Linked DNA regions of Homo sapiens: region 2 is linked to region 1. A link is an interaction called in ENCODE POLR2A ChIA-PET data of the cell type or tissue named here. Cell type or tissue: PC-9. All regions are shown on one strand. Each heading gives the region's core, and the rest is flanking DNA. Links, peaks and the distances in the headings are about the cores only.

Evidence for each region. Peaks named below come from ENCODE experiments on the same cell type or tissue, not always from the same donor. Only the 100,000 strongest peaks of a DNase experiment are listed, where the experiment ranks them.
Region 2: POLR2A ChIA-PET joins it to region 1 with 5 read pairs; 1 of 35 experiments calls an interaction of 5 or more read pairs at or near these places.

Annotation. Positions count from the first base shown.
Region 1 is chr5:96,853,578-96,856,501 of GRCh38, reverse strand. It overlaps a transcript of ERAP1 not described here. Among named protein-coding and RNA genes, the nearest start is that of ERAP2, 21 kb to the left of the region's middle. In PC-9, for the core only: no CTCF peak of the experiment used is centred there; no DNase peak of the experiment used is centred there; H3K27ac peaks cover 954 bases.
Region 2 is chr5:96,733,206-96,736,129 of GRCh38, reverse strand. The region is part of intron 9 of CAST (calpastatin); the gene reads right to left. Among named protein-coding and RNA genes, the nearest start is that of CAST, 72 kb to the right of the region's middle. RefSeq lists an enhancer at 1,574-2,106. In PC-9, for the core only: no CTCF peak of the experiment used is centred there; a DNase peak (open chromatin) is centred at 1,879; H3K4me3 peaks cover 476 bases; H3K27ac peaks cover 2,332 bases.

The sequences.
Region 1 (2,924 bases), core at 228-2,727:
AAGCAGAGGTTGGTGTCAAATAGCTCAAACAGCATTGTACTAAAACATACTTATATCTCAAAAATGCAAATAATTTGTTCCTTTCAAACTAATAGTCAAGTATTTGCTCTCTCTCTCTCTCTCTCTCTCTCTCTCTATATATATATATATATTTTTTTTTTTTTTTTTTTTTTTTTTTTTTTTGAGACGGAGTCTCACCCTGTCACCCAGGCTGGAGTGCAATGGTGCAATCTTGGCTCACTGCAATCTCCGCCTCCCGGGTTCAAATAATTCTCCTGCCTCAGCCTCCCGAGTAGCTAGGATTACAGGCATCTGCCACCACGTCCAGCTAATTTTTGTATTTTTAATACAGACGGGGTTTCACCACGTTAGCCAGGCTGGTCTCGAAGTCCTGACCTCATAATCTGCCCGCCTGGGCCTCCCTAAAGGGGTGGGATTACAGACATGAGCCACTGTGTCCGGCCTGCTCAAAATATATTTATAGGAAAGATCGACTATTGCATGTGACTAAAAGAGAATAATCTTTCTTCTGTGTGTCCCAGCAATTTGGTCGTGGCCACACACAGTCATTCCCAACATTGCAGTTAACAAGGCTCACACATACACATATGTGTGTGCATGTGTATGTGTGTATATACTTGCATAAATTATTTGAGAACTGAAAATTCCCTTCTCCTACATCTTTCTATTCCCTTTTACCTACAAGACCAACAGGGAGATGTCTTGGGACTCAGATTCACTCTTGACTGTGAAATCAGATCTAAAAATGACTCAGGCTGTCAAGTAAGTGGGAGAGAAGTGGAAATGATCCAACGGTGGCCAAAGTTCCGCTGCAATTGCCTCTGACGGTTAGCTAGTTTTCAAAATGCCATCGCCCTTTTCTTTGGAGCAAAGTTCCTGGTTTCTGTAAGTCATGGAAAGGAACAGACAGTCTTCACTGTAAAATCACAGAGTTCTATGCAATCGCTGGTGAAGCTCCACAGAGAATGTTCATCTGGTTCCACTGCTGCCCACCCACCTGGGTTTTTTTTCTTTTCTCCAAAGTTTTTCTGCTACAAAATTGTCTCCAGTGTGAGATATAGACAATGTATCCTGTGAAAGTAGTTTCAACAGAATCTCTGTTTACATTCTTAGAGCTCAATTTCATGGATATTTATTCAACTCTGCAACAATCTAGTCTTTTAGAACATTCCTTATCATTAATCGAAAGTGTTTTTTAATAGGAAATAAGGGTTACATTTGTTGTCATTATAATAATGATGCAATCATAGTCTGTTCTCCCATAATGTGTTTCTTTAATGTTAATTATCTCTACCATGACTGGTAAAGAGGAGGCTGAGGTCAGTGGAAGTTATGTGGGTTTATGCAATTTCCCCCAACATGCTAATGTTTTAAACCCATTATAGTCAAGCTTTCTTACTAATAGAGAAAAAACTTCATAATATATTAAGACTTTAAGATAAAACCTATATAATCTGCAGAAATGCCTTTCATTTGTGTAAAATGTGACTTATTTAGTGGTTTGAAAAACTGCTAGATTTTCTATATGTTAAGCTCTTTGGGGAGTTTCAAGAAAAGATGAAGCCTGAAGATATTTCTCTCATGTTAAAAAGAAAATTAATGATTAAAAAGGCTACCCTTGGATAGTATTTTAAGTTTTGGTTAAACTTCTTTCTATAGAAGTGACTGTTTCAAGGACATTCATTTTAAAAGAAAAATAAAGCATGACTCCATGGTAAAAGGCCACAAGGGTTGGAATGACTGAAATTTTATGGCAAATGCCCATGGAAATTGAACCATAATAGCATAATTTCTTATTAGGATTCTAACTGTTTGTGTTAGAGTCTTGATTTCAAACCTGTATTGGATTTAAATATCTTATTATTAATGCATTTTTCCCAAAGACCCTATTATTTTTAGTGTGCAATTTTTCCAAAATGTGAAGTTTTCTGGGGACACACATGGTATCATTGTAAGATGCCTATACTTGGCATTTGAACAAATAAGACAAAAATAAAAATTAAGAGTGCTCAGAGGTTTTTTTTTTGTTGTTTGTTTGTTTTTTCACATTGGCCTTCAATGATTTGAGTGCATAGACCTGCTCAAAGTGATTCATTTATACATCCAAGTTAAATTATGGACTGCAGACCAGTTCAAGTATGTTTACATACTTGAGGTATCTATTGAATCATAAACATAGTACTAATTTGCAACATTGACTGCAGTCTCATAATGACATTTGCCAGATAGACACTGCTAAGTGGTGTCTTTGCATGATCATCTCATTTGATTCTCATAAGAGATTTAGGAGGTTGATACTATTATCCATATTTTATAGATAAGGAAACTAAAGTAATTAGCTCGATAACATAGCTGTGTGTGTGTGTGTTTGTGTTTATTCAAGATTTGGGAGGGAAGGCAATGGTTAGAACAAGGTTATTTGACTCAGAACAAAGTCAGAAATGGCTGCATTCACAGATTTCTTTCACTGAGGTGACATCTTTCAAAACCCATCTTTTACCTGTCCTTTATAAATGAATGTTTCTTCCTCTGTGGGCACAAATGCAATTGCTATCACTGTTAAGAGCATGTATTATTTTGTTCACTTTTCTAAGGTGCAGAAAAGTCCTCATGCTTCTTTTTTTTTTTTTAGAACTTTTAAATAGCCTAAGGTTGATTGATCATACTTGTAACTGTGTCTTCTACTACCTTAGGTACTCGCTCACAAAACACATTTAAAATACTACATGAAGTGGGTGATCTTTCCAAAGCCACAGTTCACTGTGAGTTCCAAATTCTCATCTGCCACTGGCCTGTGTGCAAAATGAGTTTTGCCTTTTTAAGTTTGTTCCCTATTCTATGATGTGAATAAATACACATCATAAAACCCTTCCTGGGAGAAGATGAGTTCATTGAGCCAAATT
Region 2 (2,924 bases), core at 334-2,833, 120 kb after region 1:
TAAAACTCAATACTATTACAAATTTTAAAATAAATTCATTATATTAACAAGCATTGATCATACACTGAACATCCGCTCTACAGCAGAAACTGTGCTGTGTGTTTTATATCCTTTTTCAGAAGGGCTTTAATTATATTAGTCTCATTTAGTGATGGGCAAAGCAAGGCTCAGATTAGGCCACTTTCCTCAGGTTACACAGTAAGGGACAGAATGAAGATTTGAATCCAAGACTGTTTCTTTCCTCGCTGTTCTTCTCCAGGGCCCACAGCCAGTTTTTACAACATCCATGAATTCTTTCTATAGGCTGCCACTTCTGGCTTTGCTCTCTGGCTCTTTGCCCCCACACATCAAGACTTCCATATCCCTCACTTCGGCATCTCAACACCTCCTCTTTCCTTAAAATGAGTTGATCGCTCATCATTGCTTCCATTGCTCTATCAAAGACTGCAAACAACTTTTCAATCTGCAGTTTCCATGCTTTTATCCAGATGTAATCTCTGAAATTTGACCCTTGGAGCATCTCTCCCTCCCCATTGCCACCTTTCGGCACCATTCTGATCCTATTGTGGCATCTATGCCCTTTGTTCTCCATTACCTCTGGCATCTCTTTTACTTTGGTCCCCACTGTATACACTCTGCACATTTCTGCCCTGTGCTGGTGGTCTTATCCAAAATCATTCTCTATGGCCAGAGGCAAATGCTTTCAGAGACTGGCAGAAACTAAATGGGTGAAGTTGTTGGGTTTAAGATAAAAGGGGACCATTTCCCATTTGAAGGTATCCAAACTCAGGGAACAAAGCACAGGAAGAGCACAGGCTCTGACTGCCAAGGTTTGCATAACAGTTGAGACATGCATGGCTGCTTGAGGCTTTAGCAAGTCACTTCTCCTTGGAGATATTAGATAAGTGAATCTATACGAAGTATGAAAACCATTGTTTGGCACATGCTCAGCACTATGTAAGTACTTGCTATGTAATTGTAAGTGCTAAATAAGTGACTGTTACAATTGCAATGCTAGAAACACTGTGGGGGCCACTAGGGTGTGAGCCTGAGTCTGGATAATTGAAACCACTTCCATGATTCAGCCACTACCTCATGCAGATATTCACTCATGTTCTCTCCCCCACCTTCCTCTTCCTTCTCAATGTCTCTCTTCCCCTCCCTCTCTCCCCACTATCTTTCTATTCCATCCACTCTTTCTCTTCCTCTCCCTTTCCTCCTACTTCATTCTTTTCTATTAGAAAACAGTATTTTAATTGTCTTGCTAGACATATTTCTTTGGACACTTCAAACACTTAAATTCAGCTTGTCCAAAATTAGAGACACCTCTTTCCTCCTCAGTTCCTCTGACATCTATCTGTACTCCTGCCAATGGTACCCAGGGAACTTAGGGACTGGACTGCAAGGTGCCCAGCTCACAATTTAAAAAGGCACTCATTCTCAGGTGCCAACTCTGCACTTGCACAAACCTGACAATGAGCACCTTAGGGGCCTCCTTTCCCTTACCGTGTGGCTACCAACCTCCTGCAATCAGACTCAGAAGCACCAGGTTATCTTAGATTTTACTTTGTCTTTGCCCACTTCTGTCAATCATTTCCTAAAACCTGAAGATTTTTGCTCTGCAATTCATCTTGGATAACTCCCCACTTTCTTATTCTATCACAGCTCTAATTTAGGCTAAAATATGACTCATCAGGACTACTGAAACAGTCCCTGACCAACCTTCTACCTTCCTATCTCTATCCCATCCACCTAACTGCAGTCCCTTAATCCTTCTGCAGCTCGGATTCAATTGCATCACCCCATCTGTTCTCTCAGGTTCTCAAAGGCTACCCGCTGTCAGCTGAATCACCACATGTACAAATTCACCTTAGGGTTCTCCACAGCAGTGCTCAACCTGTCTTTCTGGTCTTACAGCCCCACCATTCACTTCCTCTGTGCTTCACCCACGTTGGAATGTACTTTGTGCCCAGAACACATCTTACACTTTTCAACACCTGCAATCCCAGCTATCCTTCCATGCCTAACTGAACTTGGATCTACTCTTCCAAAGCTCTTGTGGATTCCCTGAATTAGATAGAATCCCTTCATTCCTCACCAAATAACACCTTGTGGGGGCCTTTCTTCATCTGATTGAAATACAGCCCCAGGTACATTGTCTTTTCCCCACCCCCTAGACAGGCCAGCCTATAGCTAGTGCATCCTGCAGAACCAACCATGGTACCTTATTTAGTTTTTTATTTTATTTTTTTGAGACAGTGTTTCACTCTTGTTGCCCAGGCTGGAGTGCAACGGTGCGATCTTGGCTCACCGCAACCTCTGCCTCCCGGGTTCAAGCAATTCTCCTGCCTCAGCCTCTTGAGTAGCTGGGATTACAGGCCTGTGCCACCATGCCCAGCTAATTTTTTATTTTTAGTAGAGACGGGGTTTCTCCATGTTGGTCAGGCTGGTCTTGAGCTCCTGACCTCAGGTGATCTGCCTGCCTTATGGTACTTTAAACATGCTATGTACTAAAATAAGAAGGCAAGTCATTAAATCCTATTTAATGGGAGAAGAATCAGAGGCAACGTAAAGTAAAATGACTTGCTGCAAGTTCCAGCACAAGTCAATGCACGGCAGACTTCCACATAAGCCTCTCCTAATTTTATTGTTTAGTTTTCACTTATAACACTGGTTAATTTACATTTAGCTCAAAACTGTAAATTTTGATTACATTTAAAAATCTATTTTAGCGGGCCTAATCCTCTGCCTTAAATCTATCCATTTCCAAACTGAAAACATTGATTACATTTAAAAATCTATTTTAACGTATCTAATCTTCTGCCTTAAATGTATCCATTTTCAAACCATTTCATGTAAGCATTCCTCATTGGTGCAAGAGAGTGCTGTGTCTTCCTGGAGTGAGGCTATGAGTCTCAAGGTAG